Regions from separate parts of the Homo sapiens genome. Here all the other regions are linked to region 3. Evidence: chromatin contacts called from ENCODE Hi-C or POLR2A ChIA-PET data. All regions are on one chromosome and are shown on one strand. The core of a region is the stretch at or near the end of the contact, and the rest is flanking DNA. Distances in the headings are between cores, read along the strand shown.

Region 1 (3,977 bases), core at 199-2,698, 1.2 Mb after region 3:
GCAGTTATGTTAGTAATTTGCATACTCTTGGGAAGGGATATGAGACACTAGCAAACCAAAACGCCCAGAGGGCAGCTATATGTTACAGTGGTAATCTTTTTCTTTTTTTCTCAATGTGTGTATGTCTGCTTAATGTTACCACGTACTATCGTAACACACTACTACTATGGTCTGATCTTTAAGAGCAAAAGTTAGAAGCTTTGTTAACTATTATTTCTCCTTTAACTCTGTCTCTTACGAATACACAATGGCTTCTTGAAAATTATCTTAAAAAGACTCTGATTAAAACAAAAACCCAATGACAACAACAAAGCAACCCCTTTATCAAAGGCTGCAGCATTTCTAGAAGTACCCTTCAACTCACTAGCTGGGAAGGAGAGTGCACTTTTTTTTTTTTTTGAGACGGAGTTTCGCTCTGTCACCCAGGCTGGAATTCAGTGACAATTCAGTGACAAGTCTCTGCTCATTGCAGCCTCCGCCTCCGGGGTTCAAGCAGCTCTCCTGTCCCAGCCTCCCGTAGCTGGTATTACAGGTGTGCACCACCACACCTGGCTAATTTTTTTATTTTTCATTTTTAGTACAGACGGGGTTTTACCATGTTGGCCAGGCTGGTCTCGAATTCCTGACCTCAGGTGATCCGCCCGCCTTGGCCTGCCAAACTGCTGGGATTACAGGCGTGAGCCACCACTCCTGGCCGAGGGTGCACCTTTGAGACTAGGTTTCTGCAGCACACATTCATTTTAGTAATCAAGGACATATTGCTGGATTTAGGACGTGAAGAACAAGTCAGGAGCAGATGCTCCAGGCTGCTCGAGGAGGAAGGGGACCACGCCTAATGAAATAACCAAGGATGTCCCAGTCAGGAAGAAATGTGTTAAGTTTTAAACCTGTGTCTTCGCTTTTGGAAGGAACCTGGAAAACGGACGCGGGTTTGCTTCTAATCTGCAGTCCTGCTTGCAGCCTGAGGAGGACGTAAAAAGCCTTGGGGCCAGACAGCCCCAAAACGGGGGCGTTTTACCCTCTTAACTTTCTCTCCCCTTCTTGACGCAGAGGGCGTATCTTCACGCCTCCTTTCCCCAGCCCGCGTTCCCGTTCTCCAACAACAACCTGCGTGTCTCCTTTAAGAGGCGGGGGCCGTCCCTCCCTTTCTCCTCCCAGTCTCCCGCCCTTCACACCTTGGGTGGGAAAAGAGTGTGGGGGCGGGGTAGCCGGTGAAGCGGGAGGGGCGGGATCACAGCGAGCGCTCCAATGGCCCTCGAGGCTGGCCACGGTGGACTCCGGCAGCCAATGAGCAGCAGGCGGGGAGGCGTGGCGGGGCGCTGTTGCAAAGCATCCAACGTGGGCCAGCAGGCGGCCGCGGAGCGCGGAGCCTAGGGGGTGTGTGCGGGCGAGCGGCCGGGGGCGGGGCTTGGGGGACCGGCCGGGGCTGGGCCGCGGGGAGGCGAACAGCAAGCGGCTGATTGTTCGGCTGCGAGGTCGGCGGGACTCTTGCTGCGCGGAGGAGCCGTGCGGAACCCGAGGCTGCGCGCGCGCGCGCGCTCTCTGGCCGCGGCGTGGGGACAGCGAGGCGCACTGGGGCCTCCCAGCGCGGGGCCGGCCGCGCCGTCCAGCCCGAGGTCTACGGCTTTGCGCTCCGAGCCCAGAGGAAGATGCCTGCCGGCACCGAGCTCGGGCTGCGGGGCTGAACGCCTGTCTTCCAGGCGCAGCGGCAGCACTGCCCTCGGCCGGTGTCGGTAGCGGCACTCGGCGTGCCCCGGGCGGACGAAGAGCGCAGGCTGGGTACACCTTGCCCGAATCGGCGGAGTTCGCAGCTAGCGCGGGCGGGCCGGCCGGCCCGGATGGGCGCGGGGTTTGCGGCCCCCGCCGGGTGCTCCGGAGCGGCCCGGGCACCGGGGGCACGCTGAGTGCCGGAGCCGCGGCCGCAGAGAGAACTTGGGGCGGGGGCCATGCCCCGGTGCGGAGTCTAGAGCCGAGCGGAGCGCCCCGCGGGCCCGCCCGCGTCTGCGGCCGTTCGGGTCCTCACAGTCCCCGCGCCCGGAGTTCGCAGCGCGCTCCAGACAAGATGGCGCGGCCGGTCCGGGGAGGGCTCGGGGCCCCGCGCCGCTCGCCTTGCCTTCTCCTTCTCTGGCTGCTTTTGCTTCGGCTGGAGCCGGTGACCGCCGCGGCCGGCCCGCGGGCGCCCTGCGCGGCCGCCTGCACTTGCGCTGGGGACTCGCTGGACTGCGGTGGGCGCGGGCTGGCTGCGTTGCCCGGGGACCTGCCCTCCTGGACGCGGAGCCTGTGAGTGCCGCCCTTTCCGCCCTCTCTGCGCCCCGGGGCTCTGTCACTTGGGGATGGAGCGGCGGGGGTTCGTACTCAGGGAGGGGGTGCGGACTGGGTTGTGTGTGTGGAGTTGTGCGTGCTTGTGCGTGTTGGAAGACTGTCAGGTTGGAGTGGCGGAAGGGAGATTCTGCGTGGAGGTCCGGGGGAGTAGGCGTGCGAGAGAGCCTGGAGAAGAAGAGCGTGCCTCGTGGGGTCTGGAGACGAGCGAGCGTGGGTCGTAGAGATTTGGGGGTTAGCCAGCACGCGTCGTGCGGGCCATCTGGGGGTGAGTGAGTGGGAGTCTGGAGCTGAGTGTGTTTGCGGGTGGGTGGGTGGGAAACGTCTGGAGAAGAGTGTGAAGAAGTCTGTGGGGGTATGTGGGTGCGTTTCCTTTTCCTCTCCTGTAATCCAACTATTTGGTGTCTGAGCTCCTTGGTCTTCCAGTGGGTAATGAATGAAGGTGACTGTTGGGTCCAGTCTTTCGTTTACATTATTTATTAGTTGATAGTGTGTGTAGCCGTCTCCTGATCCCCGAAGACCGTGGTGGCCTGACTTGCCTCTCTGTGCGGGGCAGAAGGCAGTCTTCCCCCGAGGACCCCTGAGTTAGAGGGCTTTGACAGTTCCTGGCGACCTGTGAGTGCTGGGAGTTTGTCCTTTTACGCCTGTTTGGCATTTTACGGAACTGTGTTCCAGACCCTTCCTGTGTGTTCCCTGGGGCCCCATTGGGCTTGATGATCCAGTGGGGTGGGGCCCACCCTCAAGACTCTCTCCTCCATAAATGGTGCAAATGAGTTTTGGAGAAGTGCTGCTTCAGGAGAGGGTGCCAGGGGCTTGGCTGATTTAAGCTGTTTGTTTCACCCGAAAGAGGTTCTTTTCTGTGCTGTCAGGATGTGGGCTTATTAGGACTTAGTGGGACACTTCTTACAGGAGATTTGACAGGAAAAAAAAGGCATTAGACTTCTGTGTAAACATGGTAGAATAGAATAGTCTTCTTTTACTTCTAACAAATCTGGTGCATGAGTCAAATCCCGTTCAGTTATGGGTAATTAGCATCTCTGTAGAACCATTAGTACCTTTCCAGAAAAGGCCTAGCTTAAATAGTCCGCATTTCGGTTGAATAATTGGACATTTTTCCTAGAACATAGGAAAGGCACAGCAGTAACCTTAGGCATGACTATGGCTGTTTTAAAAAGAGAAAACTGGTGTCACAAGTTGTAACCAGCACCTGTGGCTTGATCGAAGAAAATGTGGCCTGTGTTCTGACTACCGTGAAGGGAAGAAAAGTTAATTCCTTTTAAATGTAAAGATCCTGTACCTCTCAAAATGGGGCACGAATCTTTAACTTGGCCCGAGACACTGCTCCATGAACAAGTACTACAGAGTTCTGAAGACAACCAGGAACCCTTTAGTTACAGTTAGGTTTTCAATATCTACTTCTTCTGTGGAATTTACTGAGTTAGTGAAAATCAGTGGTCGTAGGGTGGAGGCAGAGCTTTTGTGAAGTACTGGGAGATAGAGCCCAGTATTGTCCTTAGGTAGTCTCTTATTTAGTCTGGGGTATTGTGATTTTTCCCTTACATACGGTAGTTTTTTTTTTTTTTTTTAAATAGAATCATGTGGGCAAAATCAGATTAACTTCTTAAGTGTTCACCTGTTGGAAGAGTGACTCCCAATGC
Region 2 (4,331 bases), core at 775-3,274, 1.3 Mb after region 3:
CTTCTTGGACTCCCATGATTTGTATGTTGTTGTGCTTGATGCTGTCCCACAAGTCTCTGTGGTTCTTTTCATTTTACCTCATTCTTTTTTCTTTGTTTCTCAGACTACATAATCTCAGTTGACTGTCTCAAGTTCCCTGCCCCCTCCTTCTGCCAGCTCAGTTCTGCTGTCAAGCCCCTCTAGTGAATTTTTCATTTCAGTTATTGTACTTCTAAGTTTCAAAATTTCTACTTGGTTCATATCTATAATTTCTCTTTATTGCTATAAAATTTTCTCATACTTTATCCTTTTTTTTTTTTTTTTTTTTTTTTTTGAGACAGAGTCTTGCTCTGTCACCCAGGCTGGAGGGCAGTGGCGTGATCTTGGCTCACTGCAAGCTCCGCCTCCTGGGTTCATGCCATTCTCCTGCCTCGGCCTCCCTAGTAGCTGGGACTACAGGCACCTGCCACCACACCCGGCTAATTTTTTTTTTTTTTTTGTATTTTTAGTAGAGACAGGGTTTCCCCATGTTAGCCAGGATGGTCTTGATCTCCTGACCTCATGATCCTCCTGCCTCAGCCTCCCAAAGTGCTGGGATTATAGGCGTGAGCCACCCCACCTGGCCACTATCCTTCGATATTTTTTTTAAGACATGGTTTCCTTGAGGTGTTTGAATATGCCTATAATTGCCGATTTAAAAAGTTTATTTAGTGAATCTAAGTCTGGGCTCCCTCAGAGACAGTTTCTGTTGACTGCTTTTTTTCCTGTTTGAGTGTTTCATAATATTTTGTTGAAAATTGGGCATTTAAAATAAAATAATGTGGCAACTCTGGAAATTGGATATTCCCTTTCTCCTCCCCCAGGATTTGCTGCTGTTGCTGTTTATTGTTACAGCTTGCCTAGTGACTTTTCCTGGACAAAGGCTATATAAAGTCCGTCCCCTTAAGTCCCTGCTTGTTTAGTTTAGTGGTTAGCTAATGGTTGGACAGAGAAGTCACCACAACCACTGTCTCCTATCCTTTACCGACGGCTTGTGTGTTTGTGTTGGGGTGTGCCATCACTTCCTATTTGTGTAGACAGTCATGCTCAGCCACAGGTGACAAATGAGGACCCCCTCACGTCTTTCCTGGGTGTGCACATGGCCTTGCACCTGCATGTGGCTGTCTAGATCCCCAGGAATGTATTGGACCTTTTCAAAGCCCACCATTAACACTGTATTCCCCACATTTTCCTTTATAGTTTTTTGGCCAGCTGCTTGTTTGCCCCATGGGTATTGTCCCCTCAGACAGCTGCGCTGTTGAACAGTGGCTACTGATTGTTGTAGTCATGTGCCCTGGGGCTAGGGCTTCTCCTGCTCGGCAAACTAGATCAGGGCAAATCAATGCAAATCCTGTGAATGGGGCTTTCCGTGTTGCTGCCAGATAGGCCACATGGTGTCAGTTCTGAGGATGGGGCTTTTGGGGAGCCCATTCTGACCCTTGAGTGGTTGCTAGGCTGCTGGGTTTCAAGGCTACCATGGAGCTGGGGAGGGAAGAATGGGGCTTTGGATAAGTTAAAATACCACAAAGCTCACATTTCTGAGATGTTGCTATTTGCTTGAATCAACAATCCATGGATTGTTGTAAGCCTTTGGTTTTCCAGAATTCTGAAAAAGTTGCTTTTGACCATTTTTCCAGGTGTTTTCCTTGTTTTAATGGAGGTGCAGATTTTTGGAGGTCCTTATTCTGACATTTTGGAAGTGTTTTACACCCCCTCCTTTTGGAGTAAGGTTTGTGGGTAAGATCTCTGCAGTCATGACCAGTGGTGCCTGACTGTTTTGTGTGAAAGTCAGCAGGCAGAGCCAGTTGTCTTAAGGAAACTGCCGGCTGGCTGGTTTGAGAACTGAGAAGTGGTGGGTTAATTTCTAATCAAGGAGTGTGATCATAAAGGTGATCAGTACTCACAGACTTCTAATTAGATGAGGTCAGATGTCCATGGTGCAACTCTTACGGCATCTGGTTGGTGGGGCTGAGGATGCACAGGGACCTCAAGCTCTGGTTCCTGCTTGGTGTCTGTGTCAGTTTCTGTTAGCATGAACAGCAGCTGGTTCCTCTGTGTACCAAGAACCCAGCGCTTTACAGTTGACCCTTCTCTCCCCAGATGACTTCCTGAAGCCACAGATCATCACCCAGCCAGAAACCACCATGGCTATGGTGGGCAAGGACATCCGGTTTACATGCTCAGCAGCCAGCAGCAGCAGCTCCCCCATGACCTTTGCCTGGAAGAAAGACAATGAAGTCCTGACCAATGCAGACATGGAGAACTTTGTCCACGTCCACGCGCAGGACGGGGAAGTGATGGAGTACACCACCATCCTGCACCTCCGTCAGGTCACTTTCGGGCACGAGGGCCGCTACCAATGTGTCATCACCAACCACTTTGGCTCCACCTATTCACATAAGGCCAGGCTCACCGTGAATGGTATGGAAACACCATCTTTGTTATAGTACCAGAATCCTACAAAGCACACTCCTGATTGCCCTTTCAGCTTTCCATGTAGAGATGACTGAGACAGGACACACACATGCTTCTGTGGGGCACTGTTAAATCCTATTGTTGCCTGGGTTTGCCCCAGAGCAAGTTTTGCAGATTTCAAGGGTTATTCACAATGAGTTACTTGTTTTTGGTGAGTTTTAAAAATCTAGTTATTGGCCGGGTGCTGTGGCTCATGCCTGTAATCCCAGCAGTTGGGAGACTGAGGTGGGCAGATCACTTGAAGCCAGGAGTTCGAGACTAGTGTGGCCAACATAGTGAAACCCCGTCTCTACTAAAAATACAAAAATTAGCCAGGTGTGGTGGCACATGCCTGTAATCCCAGCTACTTGGGAGGCTGAGGCACAAGAATTGCTTGAACCCAGGAGGTGGACGTTGCAGTGAGCCGAGATCACTCCACTGCATTCCAGCCTGGGTGTCAAAGTGAGACTGTCTCAAAAACAAAACAAAAACTAGTTATTAAGTCAAATTGTGGAGAGCTAAGCCTTGTTTTGTCCAGTTCTTATCCTCTATAAGCCAAGAGATCTGGCTTCCAAATTCCAAATACCCCTTAGCCTGGGGAAGCTGCTGTTCTTTGAGTAGATGGCACAGCATTGGAGTCAGAGGCTAGCTACTGCTCCAGAGACTGTGGAGTGCAAGGCTGGTGTGAGCCCTGGCCTGAAAGACACAGTGTCCTGGCAGTTGACAGGTTTTTACTCATTAACCAGCCTTGGAGCTTGTCAAGGGGACCATGTGTTATTGTGTGTTTGGAGGAGGGGGGTGGGGAGTAGATAGCTTGAAGAGTTTACTGTCCCACCCCAGTAACCTAATGGGGTTATCCTGATTACTAACTCTCTAGTTAAAAAGAATTGGCTTGAGAATCATCAGAATGGTGGATCTGCTTTGCTCTTTAAGCCCCCACAGATCACAGCGAAACACCTTCTTTACCACACTGTAGTGGGGTTGTCTTGGCTTATTCCAAGTCCTCACAGCTTCCGAAAGACTCAGCTGTTTGTTAGACTCTCCCCAAAATTGACGTTGACAGGAACTCTGGTGGTGCCTGACACGTGGCTGGATGCGTCCCACTCTGTCAGGACATCGATCTTTAGGCTGAGCAAGCTAGCAAGCTGAATGCTTCCTGCCTGGGTATACGGCAGTGGGCAGGAACAGCCTGGGTGAACAACCATCCAAATGGATGAGCCATCCCATTCATCCCATGAACACCCATCCAAACGGATGAGCCATCCCATTGCTCTCCCAAGGTGGAGGCATGCCCACCTTCCCTCTGTAATTCCATCTCCACAGCCTCTCTCTTGGTGGGTAAAGCAGGCAAGCATCAGGCCTACCTAGTGTGGATGGGCACCCCCTGCAACTCCCGTATAGGCACTGCCATGTAGAGTAAAAGCCTTTGCTTTGAAGGGACTATAGCCAGCCTAGGGTGTACAATGCAAGGCTGATGGGATGGAAGTGTTCCAACTGTGGTGGGAGAAGCTGGGGGTTCCTGATTCACAGGTGGCAGGAGTGGTCCTGGGCAGACATTGGGAGAAAAGAAGTGAACTGGCACTGGGCACAGTGACAGGTAGGTGTTTGCCAGAGGACTTCCTGGTTTTGCATCTAGCTGTCCCGTAACCCGACCCTGTATACGTATGTTTTCCAGTGTTGCCATCATTCACCAAAACGCCCCACGACATAACCATCCGGACCACCACCATGGCCCGCCTCGAATGTGCTGCCACAGGTCACCCAAACCCTCAGATTGCCTGGCAGAAGGATGGAGGCACGGATTTCCCCGCTGCCCGTGAGCGACGCATGCATGTCATGCCGGATGACGACGTGTTTTT
Region 3 (3,838 bases), core at 1,056-3,555:
ATCTAAAATAGTGCTTAATTTGGGGGTGGGTGGAAGGGATGTGAATCTCATCTCTTATCAGACCTGCCACCTCTGGCAAGTTACTTAACCTCTGTGCACCTCAGTTTTCTCTTCTGCAAAATGGGGATTGTACACTTCTACTCATTTAAAACTTTGCTATGAAGACTAAACAAGTTTATATTTGTCTAATGCTTGGCACACATTCAGTAACTTTGCTGTTGTTTTTATTATATGCACATTGCTTAGACTCGCGTAAACTCTGTGAAAGGGAAATAATCTTGGGACTCCCAAATCACTAAGGTAAAGGGAAAAGTTAAGGTGGGAACTGCTTAGGGCAAACCTGCCTCCCATTCTATTCAAAGTCATCCCTCTGCTCACAGAGATAGACGCACAGCTGATTGCTTCCTTTGGAAAGGCCAATCAGAAACCCAAAAGAATGCAACCCTTTGTGTCTTATCTACCCATAACCTAGAAGCCCCTCCTTGCTTCCAGTTGTCTCGCTTTTCTGGACCAAACCAATGTACATTTTACATATATTGATGTCTCATATCTCCCTAAAATGTATAAAACCAAGCTGTGTCCTCCACCACACCTTGGGCACATGTCAGGACCTCCTGAGGCTGTGTCACAGGCACGTGTCCTTAACTGTGGCCAAATAAACTTCTTAAATTGATTGAGACCTGTGTCAGGTATTTGGGGTTCACAGCTCCAAATGAATGTTGCTTTTATCACTCTGATTACTGGGCTTAAAATCCTCCAATAGCTTTGTGTCCGGAATTGGTTCCTTCCCGTGGGTTCTTAATCGTCTCGCTGACTTCCAGAATGAAACTGCAGACCCTCGCGGTAAAGATGGCGTGACCAGAATTTGTTCCTGCAGATGTTCAAATGTATCTGGGGTTTCTTCCTTCCGGTGGGTTCGTGGTCTCGCTGACTTCAGGAGTGAAGCCGCAGACTTCACAGTGAGTGTTACAGCTCTTAAAGGTGGCCCGTCCGGAGTTGTTTGTTCCTGCCTGTGGGTTCGTGGTCTCGCTGACTTCACGAATGAAGCTGCAGACCTTTGCAGTGAGTGTTACAGCCCTCGAAGGTGGGGCATACGGAGTTGTTCATTCCTCCCAGTGGGTTCGCAGTCTCCCTGACCTCAGGAGTGAAACTGCAAACCTTTGTGGTGAGTGTTATAGCTCATAAGGATAGTGCGGACCCAAACAGTGAACAGCAGCAAGAGCTACTGCAAAAAGCAAAAGCACAAAGCAACCACAACCTGGAAGGAGACCCCAACTAGGGGCCACTACTGGCGCCGGTGTCCAGCTTTTATTCCCTTATTTGGCCCCACCCTCATCCTGCTGATTGGTCCATTTTACAGAGTGCCAATTGGTCCATTTTACAGAGTGCTGATTGGTCCCTTTTTAAAGAGTGCTGATTGGTGCATTTACAAACGTTTAGCTAGACACAGAGCGCTGATTGGTGCGTTTTTACAGAGTGCCGATTGGTGTGTTTACAAACCTTTAGCCAGACACAGAGCACTGATTGGTGCATTTACAATCCTTTAGCTAACAGAAAAGTTCTCCAAGTCCCCACCTGATTAGCTAGACACAGAGGGCTGGCTGGTGTATTTACAAACCTTTAGCTAGACACAGAGCGCTGATTGGTGCATTTACAATCATTTAGCTAGACAGAGAAGTTCTCCAAGTCCCCAACCGACCCACCCGGCTTCATCTCTCAGCTTTACATTGATTTTAGGTTAAGGATAGAACAAAACAAAACACCCACAACTCCTTAAGGGATGGAGAGCCTCCAATGGCCTCTCCTTGACTCACCTGAAGCCCTGGGCTGCAGGAACCTCACCTGTCTCTATTCGTTAAAGTCTCAGCTCAAACACCACTGTCCCAGATAGGCCTCGTGACCGCAGGACTAGACCACGGTTCTCTGCGGAGGGCGTCAGCTCCGTGAGCCACCCTTCCAGCACCCACTGCCATGGCGAATATTTGCTTGTTTGGCCATCCAGGGACTGTTTGAGCCCCAAGACCGCAGGGCTCGGGGTCTGTCTTTGCTCAGGACGATAACCTGGGGACTGGACAGTAGGCCCTCAGGCCTTGGGACCGCTCAAAGTGAACCGGGGCCGGGTGGGGGACCCAGGGCTCTGCAGCCTTAAGAACGCCTGTGCCCCCGGGACGCAGGGGTCAGGCCCGGCCCGGCCCAGACCGCCTCTGCCTCCTCCTCCTTTTCCTCCCCGCGCCCGCTTCTCCTCTGACCCCTCCTCCCGCTGCTCCTCCTCCGCCTCCTTCCCCTGCCCGCGCCCGCCCTACTGCCCCGTGCCGAGTTTCCTGTTTAAGATGGCGTCCCCCGTAGCAGCGCAGGCCGGGAAGCTTCTGCGAGCCCTAGCGCTGCGGCCCCGCTTCCTGGCGGCCGGGTCCCAGGTGAGCGTGGGGGCAGGAGCTGCGGGCGCCAGCAGCGGCGCCGGCCTGCCCGGGCTTCCCTCGCCCCCTGCTACTCTTGGTCTCCGCCTGACCCCCTGCGCGGCCCCTCGGGCGCCCCACTTCGGGAGGTGACGCGGCGCCGGGTCCAGGCGCAGCAGGGAACCCCGCTCCAGTGTGGGGCAGGGGCGGCGCGGCGGCAGCCCCGGGTGCCTCGGGGTATGAGCGACCCAACGCACTAGAGTCTCCGCTGTCTGCCCGCGCAGACTCATGGCGAAGGCGCTGAAGCAGGCGCTGGACGCAAGTTTAAGAAAAGTTTCTTGGACCGGGTTTTGGAGCCCTGAGGTTTTATTGTCAGCTCTACTAATTCTGCTTTTCAAACTTCTGGCACTAACCCTGAGCACGTTTAGACCACGTGATAAACATGCCTGGAAACCCGTTTCAGCCCAACTAGGAACTCACCCCCTAGGGTGAACTTCCTGCAGGCTACCTGCTTTTGCAGACTTTTAATGTGCCTGAGTTGGTCAAATCCGTGGGTCAAGGAGAAAAATGGGAAACGATCTTTCTCCTCTTTCCAATGAAAAATCAGGGCTGTCACTAAAACGCATTAGACCATTGACCCTGTCCATGTCCTCCTTGTTGATGGAGAATGAAATCAAAGAGGGTCAGTGGTGGGCTGGATAGCGATTGGAACTTGGCCTCTAGCAGATTTTTACCTTCTGCAGATGGCAAGCGTTAAAATAGTCAGAAGGACTTCAGGAAAGTTTTGAGTTGGTGATGACTCTTGTAGAAATCACTCAACCACTGAACTGGTTAGTCTCCGTAGACTATCTCTCTTCCCTTTTAAAGAAAGCACAGTCTGGGATTCAGCCACAGCAGAGTTAATGACCTTGCCTATTTCCCCATTTTTAATTGATGAGAGGCAAATTATCACTCATACAATTTTAACCAGGATGTGCATAGTATAGTTTTTTAGAAAATTTAAAAAATAGTGATTAATGATTTTTTGAGTTCCTCTAAACTTTGGTTATGACATCTGTGAGCTATTTTTACCCCTCTCCTTTCATTTCCTGCCTCCCCATTTCTCTGTTATTGTTAATGTAAATTTAAAAGGTGCTAATACTTACTACTGTAATATTCTTAATAGGTGCTTGACAGTATAGTGAGGTAGCAAAAGGAATGGCAGTTTTGTCTAATTAAAACTCACTAATAACTGTTGTAATAGAGTAAGGAGAATAGCTCTAGGAGATGAAGTCCTATTCATTATTTAAGTGTTAGAAAAAACAAGAACTAGGGTGCTTACCATGAGTGTAGACTTGAATTGATGAGAAACATGGGGCCCAGGGCAGTGAAAACTCATGAATTGTACAGAGAAACTGAAAATGCAGAGTGTTTAGCTGAAATATGTGAAGCCTACTTCCCTAACC

The links. Hi-C counts contacts between places; a loop is a spot of excess contacts on that map. ChIA-PET counts read pairs that join two places held with the same protein, here RNA polymerase II (POLR2A). Pooled maps may share reads with other maps.
Region 1: a map of CD8-positive, alpha-beta T cell shows a loop between it and region 3 (22-fold over the local background). The contact joins the promoter of LRIG1 here to the promoter of SUCLG2 in region 3. A Hi-C loop is called at or near these places in 4 of 168 maps with a recorded cell type or tissue (CD4-positive, alpha-beta memory T cell, CD8-positive, alpha-beta T cell and naive thymus-derived CD4-positive, alpha-beta T cell), 1 of 37 single-sample maps with no recorded cell type and 11 of 50 pooled maps. POLR2A ChIA-PET finds 5 or more read pairs at or near these places in 1 of 52 experiments (activated CD8-positive, alpha-beta memory T cell).
Region 2: a map with no recorded cell type shows a loop between it and region 3 (14-fold over the local background). The contact joins the enhancer-like site here to the promoter of SUCLG2 in region 3. A Hi-C loop is called at or near these places in 10 of 37 single-sample maps with no recorded cell type and 6 of 50 pooled maps. POLR2A ChIA-PET finds 5 or more read pairs at or near these places in 1 of 52 experiments (activated B cell).

What each region holds. Positions count from the first base shown.
Region 1 is chr3:66,498,493-66,502,469 of GRCh38, reverse strand. It overlaps LRIG1 (leucine rich repeats and immunoglobulin like domains 1), which reads left to right and starts at 1,448. Exons shown (of 19, transcript NM_015541.3): 1 at 1,448-2,280. The coding sequence starts at 2,063. RefSeq lists silencers at 1,079-1,738, 1,759-1,898, 1,939-2,018, 2,039-2,248 and enhancers at 1,351-1,851, 1,852-2,352.
Region 2 is chr3:66,384,089-66,388,419 of GRCh38, reverse strand. It overlaps LRIG1 (leucine rich repeats and immunoglobulin like domains 1), which reads left to right. Exons shown (of 19, transcript NM_015541.3): 13 at 2,119-2,439; 14 at 4,148-4,331. Among named protein-coding and RNA genes, the nearest start is that of LRIG1, 110 kb to the left of the region's middle. RefSeq lists enhancers at 1,368-1,427, 1,458-1,537, 1,548-1,717, 2,178-2,277. Within about 2 kb of position 2,024, at least 3 of the 41 ENCODE cell types and tissues checked have a DNase peak (open chromatin) inside an H3K27ac peak, as active enhancers do.
Region 3 is chr3:67,653,079-67,656,916 of GRCh38, reverse strand. SUCLG2 (succinate-CoA ligase GDP-forming subunit beta) reads left to right here and starts at 2,305. Exons shown (of 11, transcript NM_003848.4): 1 at 2,305-2,414. The coding sequence starts at 2,331. It overlaps SUCLG2-DT (SUCLG2 divergent transcript), which reads right to left and starts at 2,220. Exons shown (of 7, transcript NR_109992.1): 1 at 1,815-2,220. RefSeq lists an enhancer at 1,999-2,498 and a silencer at 2,014-2,693.